2 separate regions of the Homo sapiens genome follow, and region 1 is linked to region 2. Evidence: chromatin contacts called from ENCODE Hi-C or POLR2A ChIA-PET data. All regions are on one chromosome and are shown on one strand. Each heading gives the region's core, a stretch centred on a gene start or an enhancer-like site at or near the end of the contact. The rest is flanking DNA. Distances are from core to core; before and after follow the strand shown.

Region 1 (4,730 bases), core at 769-3,268, 140 kb before region 2:
CCCTTTGGGAGGCCGAGGTGGGCGGATCACGAGGTCAGGAGTTCAAGACCAGCCTGGCCAACACAGTGAAACCACATCTCTACTAAAAATACACACAAAAAATTAGCCGGGGATGGTGGCGGGCACCTGTAATCCCAGCTACTCGGGAGGCTGAGGCAGAGAATTGCTTGAACCTGGGAGGTGGAGGTTGCAGTGAGCCCAGATCACCCCACTGTGCTCCAGCCTGGGTGACAGAACGAGACTGTCTCAAAAAAAAAAAATCCACTTAACACGATGTTGAACAAATGAGAGTATATTTTAGGTAGAGTGTGGTGGCTCACGCCTGTAATCTTATCACTTTGGGAGGCTGAGGCAGGCAGATCATTTGAGGTCAGGAGTTCGAGACCAGCCTTGCCAACATGGTGAAACCTCACCTCTACTAAAAATACAAAAAACTAGGCGTGGTGGCATGCGCCTGTAATCCCAGCTACTTGGGAGGCTGAGGCAGGAGAATCGCCACCGCGCGCGGCCTTTTTTTGCTTTGAGACAGTCTCACTCTGTCACCCAGGCTGGAGTGCCTTGGTGCAATCTCGGCTCACGCAACCTCCGCCTCCTGGGTTTAAGCAATCCTTGTGCCTCAGCCTCCTGAGTAGCTGGGATTACAGGTACCCACCACCATGCCCGGCTAATTTTTGTAGGGATTTTTTTTTTTTTTTTTGAGACAGAGTCTTGCTCTGTCGCCCAGGCTGGAGTGCAGTGGTGCGATCTCGGCTCACTGCAAGTCCCGCCTCCCGGGTTCACGCCATTCTCCTGCAGTAGCTGGAACTACAGGCGCCCGCCACCTCGCCCGGCTAATTTTTTGTATTTTTAGTAGAGACGGGGTTTCACCGTGTTAGCCAGGATGGTCTTGATCTCCTGACCTCGTGATCAGCCCGCCTCAGCCTCCCAAAGTGCTGGGAATACAGGCGTTAGCCACCGCGCCCGGCCGTCGTTTTTTTTTTTTTTTTTTTTTTTTTTTAGAAGAGACAGGGTTTTACCATGTTGGCCAGGCTGGTCTCAAACTCGTGACCTCAAGTGATCCACCCACCTCAGCCTGCCAAAGTACTGGGGTTACAGGCGTGAGCCACCGTGATTCTTATAATTAGGTACACAATCATTACCAGAATGTCCAACTTGATTGAAGTCTTACTATATGCCAGGCAGTGCTCAGGATTTCGCACTGCCAACTCAAATTCCTTCCAGGTTTAAGAGTTCCCATGGGCCCCAGGACCCGCCTGCTTTATGGTGTCGGGGACTTGGGTTCAAGTTTTCGCCTTGTTACTGACTAGCGTGTTACAGGCGAACAGATTACGTAACCCCCCTGCATCTCGGTCTCATTTGTGAGGCGGGGGGAGTATGTGAGCTGGCCTCCTCAGAGTTTGTGAGAAGCGCCTGGCCTGGCCCGCAGAAAACAATCAGGAAGAGGCTCTCTTATTTTCATCGTCACCAAGACACCGTGCTGAGATCTGAAGACCGCTTCACCCTAATACTCTCACCTTCCAGCTTCAGGGAGCCTCGGTGGGACCCAGGGCCGGAACCCCAGCGCCAGAGGCGCCCTAGTCACGCCCGGGTCTCTGTACAAAGTGCGCCTTATACGCTGCCACCGCTCACGGCTGCGCCTGCGCAGATTTAGCAGCCGTGGTTAAGAGTGTCGTCAAGGAAAATCCCCAGCTTCTGGGTAAACAAGTTGCCGCGTGAGACCGCCGGCACGTGTACCCTACAGCTCCAAGACCTCTCAGCCTATGAGAAAGCTTGGAGAGCGGGACTGGCATTTACGTCACCAATCTTGGCAGGTCGGGGGTTATTTCCCCAGCCAATAAGAACCTCAGAAGTGTCGAGGGCGTGGCTTCCGGTCAGGCTTCCAATCCCCGCGTTGGGGCGGCCCCTCTCTCACGTGTATCTCTCCCGCCCCCGTTGGCCTGCTGACCAATGAGAAGACGATGGCGGCCGGAGGTGCCAATGGAGGCTGTGCGGGGGCCGGCGGCTGCACGCGGCACGGGGCATGGGTCGGCGCCCCTAAGCCAATAAGCGTGGGGGGCGTGGCAGCCCGGCCCGTGGGCGGGTTTGGAGGAGCCAGTGTAATGCTAGAAGTCCTAGAAGAAATTTGGAGTGTGCGTGCGCGCCGAGCGGTGAGTGCTCGGGGATGGGGGAGAGATGCGGGGCGATCGGTGTGGACTTTTCCGGGGTGGTGTGGTCGGTTAGGAAGGTGTTAGAGTGTGTGTGTGTGGGATCATGCAAATACGTGATAACTGCGGTGGGAGCTCTGATGGTTGTGGAGAATAGGGACCGTGAACTCAGGTCTAGAGGGACGGGGTGGGAGTTAGTGACATCAGATCCCTCGCCCCCGTGGAGTCCCTGGACACTTGACTGCCCGGGGGGAAGGGCTCGGAAGCCCTCTGCGACCTGAGGGAGCTCCCTCTCAGGTCGGGACTGAAGGAGCCCCTGCTCCCAGGGTGTTTGGGTGGTCTCCTTAAACACTTGAAAGAGGCAGAGGTTCGGAGGCCGGAGGGAGGCCCTGGTAGGGCAAGTCGGAGGGTACCAAAGGGTTGGCATGCTGATATGAGAAAGGATGGTGTTTTAATTTGTGAGACCCAGAGCTAGTCACATTACGGCTCCGGGCGTCTTTCTCATGTTAAGCGGAAGGGTTTAGGCCTCAGAGTCGTCCTTGAGAATAGACGTGGGGTAGCAACTATTGAGTCCTGAGAGGATAGGGTTGGGGTTTGGGCAGATTGGCTGTGCACGTCTTCCTGAGCCCCTAGAGGTGGGGAGGCACCAACAGGGTGTTTTGGTATCTGTCTGTACAAACAACCAGGCCAGGCGTCTGGTAAAGTTGGCCTGAGGTAAAGTAGAAAAGTGAGGAAGTGGGCTTCGTAGGAAATCATTGGGGCTGGTGGCTGCTTGGGTGATCTCAAGCACTTTGTGAGCCTGGGAAAACGGGCTATGATGTTAAGTGTGTGGGGAGTGCAAACAGTGGCTTCGGATCAGGCCTAAGGCAGAGAAAGGGGTTGGATGGAGTCTGTGTTCCTGGCACCAAACTTAGAATTGGCTGGATATTTGAGAGGCCAGGTTTGCCAGTGCTGGAATGCAGCTTACAGGTTGGTTAACACCTCACAGGTTCCTCAAGGGTAAGAAACCAGAATGACAAGCCATTATTAGAGTTCAGATTTTTGAATCCTGGGCTCCATTTGTTAAGAGCTTGAGACCATGTTATGAGGCACTGGACAAGTTTAGTAACTTCCGTGCCTTAGTTATCCCCCATGGAATGGGGATAATAATACCTATCTCACGGGGTTGTTCTGGGGATGAAATAAGATAATATAAAGTGCTTAGCATAATGCCTGGGTTATGGTGAGAGATTTATGTGAATGCTGTGGCTGGGAACTAGTCTCATATTCTCAAGTTTTTCTGCAAGTTTTGATGGCGTCCCATTTCTCTCTTCCTGGCTCTTTTGGTCTTCAGGCAGCAGTCCAAATTCCCTCATTCCTCCCTTCTAGCCCTCTCCCAGGATCCAGGCCCTAGACTGGGCCACTTGCTCTGTCCCAGTTTGATTTTTTCATCCTAGGCCCCTTCTCCTCCCTGTCCGCGCCCCTCTCCCTTTCCCCCCGCCCGCTGTCATAATAAGAGATTCAGGCTCTGAAGGGGCTTCTGGAAGGTAGCAAAGGTGCGTCGTGTTCTCTCCCAGAGACAGGACCTCCAACTTCTCCGCCCTGGGTCTTTGGTACCAGGCCAGCAGATGTGTACAGTTTGGGAGAGAGGAAAAGCCAGAGCTGCAGGAACAAGCTGAGGAGCGGGCAGATGGGAGTCCTGAAAAGAGAGCCAGGCGTGGTGGGGGGAGGTGTGGGGAGGGGGCCCCCTTCCTACTAATCCTCTCTCCAGGAATCCCTGGCTTTGGGACAGGACGGCTGTCGTTTTGTTGGGGGAGGCGCCCAGGCTGGGTGCATGTCCTGGGCCACCAGCCAAGAGAACATGATGTTCCCAAGTGCGCTGGCCGCCGCCCTCTCGGGCTGGCCGCCTCCCAAACCGCTGCCTCTCCAGTCTCTCCAGCCTCCCTGCCCCACATTCCGAGGCAGCTTCGCCCCGCCCCCTTCTTCCGCTTTGACGTCACTGCTGTCTCCCGCCCCCTCGCCTCCATTGACGGCAGCAGGGCCTGGTTACTGTGGGGACGGTGAAGCAGGACAACAAGAGTCTTGGGAGCAAGCGGGGGCTGCTGGAGGGCTGGAGCCTTTTGTCTATGCAAAAGACAGGGAGATGGAGGCGGGAGATCAAGGACTGCCTGGGTTAGGGGAGATCACACCTAAATCCCTGAAGGGGGAGAAAAACCATGTTTCCAGGGAAGAGGTATCTGCAAACGAGATAAGGCCAAAGCCACAGTATGAGTTGGGGTGGAGAGGATCATTTTCAGGGAGAGGAGACTGAGAATCCAAGCTCCTGAATCTTTTTTTTTTTTTTTAATAGAGACGGGGTTTCTCCATGTTGGTCAGGCTGGTCTCGAACTCGCTACCTCAGGTGATCCGCCTGCCTGGGCCTCCCAAAGTGCTGGGATTACAGGCCACCGCGCCCGGCCTCCAGGCTCCTGAATCTTTTGTTTTCCTGTTTCGATTTTTCTGGGTTAATTTATAACACGATCTTGTCTCAGCTTTTCCACAGAGCCCTCCCCTTCACCCTTCCCTCATTGTTCAGGAAAGCTTAGGCCACGTGACAGTGAGGGGAGT
Region 2 (4,417 bases), core at 1,918-4,417:
CCATCTCCAAGGCAAGGACAACCGCAAGTGTGGGCTCCTGGCGCAGGCCAGCTGGCAGAGGTAGTGTAAACACATCTGAAGGTGGGGGATGCCCAGTGACCAAGCCAGGCCCCGGTGCTCTCATGCGCTGGGAGTTGCCCAGGCCACAGGAACAGGGTGGGGAGGACTTGAGTCAGCAGAGCCCTGAGACTGGATAACCGACTGGGTCCAGGAAATAAGATTTCCAGAGAAATGGTGGAAACTGCAGAGAAAGGCAGACAGAGACTGCCAGGCAGAAAGGGGACTGTGGGGACACAAAGACAGGAGAATAGAGCAGAAAGGGAGGCAGGAACAGAGAAAGGAGAGGCTGAGGCACAGAGAGGAGGCTGAGGCTTCATCTTTTGCCTTCTCTTCTCCCACTAGATCTGTGAACTCTGGGGTGGGGGTTCCCCAAGTTCTTCTAGCTGGGGAGGGGTCAGGGCTCTTCTATCACATCTGGTCACTTGAGCTTGAGGCCAGCCTGGGAAGGAGGCTGAGTGAAGGTGGGAAGGAACTGGCTCAGCCCTGCCCACTCCACTTCTACCTTAAACTGGGTCTGCCCTCTGGCTCATCCGCCTCTGCTTCCGGGAGGAGCCCTGCCTAAGCCTGTCCCAGCTAATCCCTCTGCACCTAATCCTGGACTCTTCCTTGAGGCAGCCGAAATCACACACCATTAACTACTCCAGGCCCTTGCAGGCAGGGAGAGAGGGAAGGAAGGGGAAGGGCTGCAGGGTCGGGTACGGGAGGGAAGAGACAGGAGGCTGAGAGCTCTATCCACACAGTCAGGTCCAAGGCCAGAGATGTGAATCTGCGCTTCAATCCCTGGGACCTAAGTACAGAGAAAATCTTAAGGAAAATCTTCAAGAATGTAAATAACTTTTAAAAATGTGTGTGTGTGCATGCCCGGGTTTTGTTTTGTTTTTAATCTTTAATTCATCGTATTTAAATTCAATTTAAAATGTTTTTAAAATTGCACTAAATTGCTCTCTGTAGCAACATCACCTTCGGTAACCAGAACTTACAAGTGCTGGATTCTCGATGTTTGATACATTCTTCCTTCACCTTTAGGAAGGAGGGGAATACCACTAAGCTTGTGGAAGTCATGAATCAGTTTAAAAAAAAAAAAAAGAAGGCAAAGTCCCGTCCAGGAGCCCCTGTAATCCTAATACCTGCTAAGGAGTCCTAAGCTCAATGTCTACAGGCACCAGGCAGGAATATAAAGGAATGTTCAAAAAATCTTGGTGTCTCGGAGTCTGTGGGGAGTGGCGACATCTGGATAAAGGGGACTGTTGCTGTTTAGCTGCAGCAGAATGTGGTTAAGTGGTGACACAAGCACCATGTGGGGCTTCTGATTTCAAGAGAAGGGGGAAATCTGCTATACATTTTTAAAATGTGGAAGCTGTTGATTTTTAAATGTTAGCTCAAAACAAAACACTCTATAGGCCAAACAAAAGAAATTTGGTGGCTAGTTTGTAGCCTGGCTTTATGAGATCTTAGAGATTCTAAGATTTAAAGATCTTAGGGTGATTTAGTTCTATGATTCAGAAACTTTAATGAGCGTGTCAATATTTTGTAGGAACTTGTTAAAATGCAGATCCAGACTCAGCAGGTCTGGGGTGGGGCCCTGAGATCCTTCATTTCTAATGAGCTCACAGGCAGTGCCGACCCTGGCCCACCAACCACACTTGGTGTAGTGAAGGTTCAGTTCCGGAATTCCCTCTCACTGTCGTATCCCTGGTCAATGATGTCTCCAGTTCTGCCTTCACACCTCCAGGGACTGGACACTCACTACCTCTGGTGGCAGCCTAGGTGGTTTCCTAGCCTGCTGCAAACTTCTTCCAGGGTCTGTAGCAATGGTGACAGACACCAAGAGTCAAATGTGCCAAGGCCCAGGCTCTGGAAGGTCAGAGTTTCACAAAGGCAACTTCAACTGGGGACTTGCCAGGACAGGGCATTGATAATTGCTGCAAAGGTCAGGCGCGGTGTCTCACACCTGTAATCCCAGCACTTTGGGAGGCCAAGGTGGGCAGATCACTTGATGTCAGTTCAAGACCACCCTGGGCAACATGCTGAAACCCCATCTCTACTAAAATCACACAAAAAAATTACCCGGGCGTGGTGGCGGGTGCCTGTAATCCCAGCTACTCGGCAGGCTGAGGTAGGAGAATCACTTGAACCTGAGAGGAGGAGGTTGCAATGAGTCGAGATTGTGTCACTGCACTGCACTCCAGCCTGGGTGACAAAGTGAGACTCAAAAAAAAAGAAAAAATTCTAAGCAGAGAGGATTTTCTGTCCAACTGCTTGCTCAGCAGCTCCTAGTTAAACAGAGAATGCCGCTCTTTGGATGTTCTGGTCAGTCAAGGTGTGGCACAATTTCCTTTCCTCAAAGCATTGAAGCAAGCTTTTCTCTGCACTTGGGCAAGTTCCCTGATTATACCCACAGGAGAAGCAGCCAGTTTCTGACTGGTGGGAGATGGAGATAGGAATGAAGCTTGAGGCTAAACAGGAGCCCTTGCCCCCTCAGGCCATGTGACAAACCCTGCTCTGGTGGAACAGAACTCCACTTCCTCTGGGGTCGGGCATCAATCCCAGATCCTCCTTCCTGGGTCCCTGAGAGACACTGGGAAGCGGAGAATCCCTGACCCTCACATCCCCTGCTGGACTCAGGGCTCCTGGGGGTGAGGGCCACAAGCCACCCAGCTGTCAGGTGCACAGGGGCCTTGGGAACCACTTAGGCCACCCCCCATTTTGCCACTGAAGGGATCACAGCAGAGCATGCGTGACACTTTCCCAAGGTCACATGGCTGGTTTTGCAACCAGCTCTTGTAAAAGGCCCAAAATCCTTTGAGGCAGAGCTGGGCAGAGTCCACCAGCATTAGACAGACTTCCAGTCACCTATAGCAGCAACTTTCAGGAAAAGGACCTTCCAGAACAATCCTGAAGAAAAGAGGGGTATCTCAGAGGGGAGTCGAGGAAAGGGGTCATGGGGGTTCACCTAGGAAGGAGCGGGTCACGGGTCAGTTTCTTGCAGGAGGGGAGTGGGCACGGCTTCTGCTTTCACATTGTTCTCTGGTGACTGCTGCCCCCTAGAGTTGTCTCTTGTGCAGTGCACAGCCTGTGAGGCTTCTGCGGAAGCCAGGTTTATGCACTGGGGATGAGATAGGGCCAGGGGAGGGGCCACAGAAGGCCCCGATTACGGAGTTTCCTAAGCCTGGATTTCCAAACCACTCCAGATCTACTGAACCAAAATTCCTGCAATGGCTGCTTCCCTCCCAGGGGAAGCCCCGGGGTTTAGGAACCAGCCTGGGCTCTCTAAGTCAGAAAGGGATCGGGACACCTGGCTTGGGTGGGACGTTCTGCAGGCAGCAGAGGGGACGCGGCAGCTGGGGTTGGGGCTGAGGGGGCAGTACCTGTCCGGGGCCGGGCCTCACTTCTCAAGAGAACTGGCCCGGCCGCGCCTTCTCCAGCTTCCGTCGCCGCTCGGGTGGGATCTCCTGCAGGCTGATGCCGTGGTTGCTGGACCTGCAAGGAGGGGGCGGTGGCCTCAGGGAAGGGGAATGGGGCGTGGGAGGGCAGGGCCCACGTCATCGCTGCCTCGCGCGCGGGGGGTCAGACACAGAGCAGGAGGCAGGGGTCCCTCGTCCCTCGCCCTGCCGCGGAGGCCGGCCCCTCACCCCGGTTGCAGGTCAGGCGGTTTGGGGATGGGCTTGTTGAAGCCGCGTCTGCCCACTAGCCAGAAAGTGTCCTCGGCGCCCTTGCCCTGGGGAGACATGGGAGAGGGAAGGACTTAGGCGGACTGGGGTGAGGGGTGGGGGATCTCGAGTCTGCGTGGAACTGGGAGACCAGGTCAGAAGGGTGAGCTGAGGTTTGCAGCCGCGGCCCGGGATGGGCGGTGCCTCAGGACAGGGCGGGGCCTCCGGGAGGGGTTGGGGCCCTGCCTCACCTTCAGCTCCGTGCGGCCTCGCAGCTCCACCTGGTAGCCCGAGTCCAGAGCACGGAGAATCCCCACAGTGCTCAAGTTCACGTGGATGCGGTAAGCTGTGGCGGTGGGGGACGCCGTGAGCTCGGGACTCACCTCCCGTGTCCCCCTCCCACCTCCCCGTCTTGTCCCCGTCACACTCACGCAGCCCGGTGGACTCCATGCGCGAGGCGGTGTTGACCGTGTCCCCAAACAGGCAGTACCGCGGCATGGTGAGGCCCACCACGCCTGCCACGCATGGACCTGTGGAGATGCTGGGGGTCGGCGGGGCTAGCAGGGCCGGCCCTGGGCTGCACCTAGGTAGGGCCTCGGGGGATCTTCGCACCCATTATCTCCACCAGCCCCCCAAATAAGCCTTGTTAAGTGCATCCTCTTCAAGGTAAGCCCCACTCCCCGCTCCATGAGTTGCCTCCTCTACAG

Evidence for each region. Hi-C counts contacts between places; a loop is a spot of excess contacts on that map. ChIA-PET counts read pairs that join two places held with the same protein, here RNA polymerase II (POLR2A). Pooled maps may share reads with other maps.
Region 1: a loop to region 2 is called in a pooled map, with 2.7 times the contacts of the local background. The contact joins two enhancer-like sites. A Hi-C loop is called at or near these places in 1 of 50 pooled maps. POLR2A ChIA-PET finds 5 or more read pairs at or near these places in 5 of 52 experiments (H1, HEK293, MCF 10A and 2 more).

What each region holds. Positions count from the first base shown.
Region 1 is chr17:8,153,724-8,158,453 of GRCh38, reverse strand. No RefSeq gene overlaps it. Among named protein-coding and RNA genes, the nearest start is that of PER1, 3.7 kb to the right of the region's middle. RefSeq lists enhancers at 1,359-1,418, 4,006-4,145, 3,397-4,177 and a silencer at 1,919-2,178. Within about 2 kb of position 2,018, at least 32 of the 41 ENCODE cell types and tissues checked have a DNase peak (open chromatin) inside an H3K27ac peak, as active enhancers do.
Region 2 is chr17:8,015,566-8,019,982 of GRCh38, reverse strand. GUCY2D (guanylate cyclase 2D, retinal) reads right to left here. Exons shown (of 20, transcript NM_000180.4): 16 at 4,142-4,240; 17 at 3,962-4,056; 18 at 3,693-3,778; 19 at 3,429-3,540. The coding sequence ends at 3,453. Among named protein-coding and RNA genes, the nearest start is that of GUCY2D, 15 kb to the right of the region's middle. RefSeq lists a silencer at 3,068-3,248. Within about 2 kb of position 3,167, at least 11 of the 41 ENCODE cell types and tissues checked have a DNase peak (open chromatin) inside an H3K27ac peak, as active enhancers do.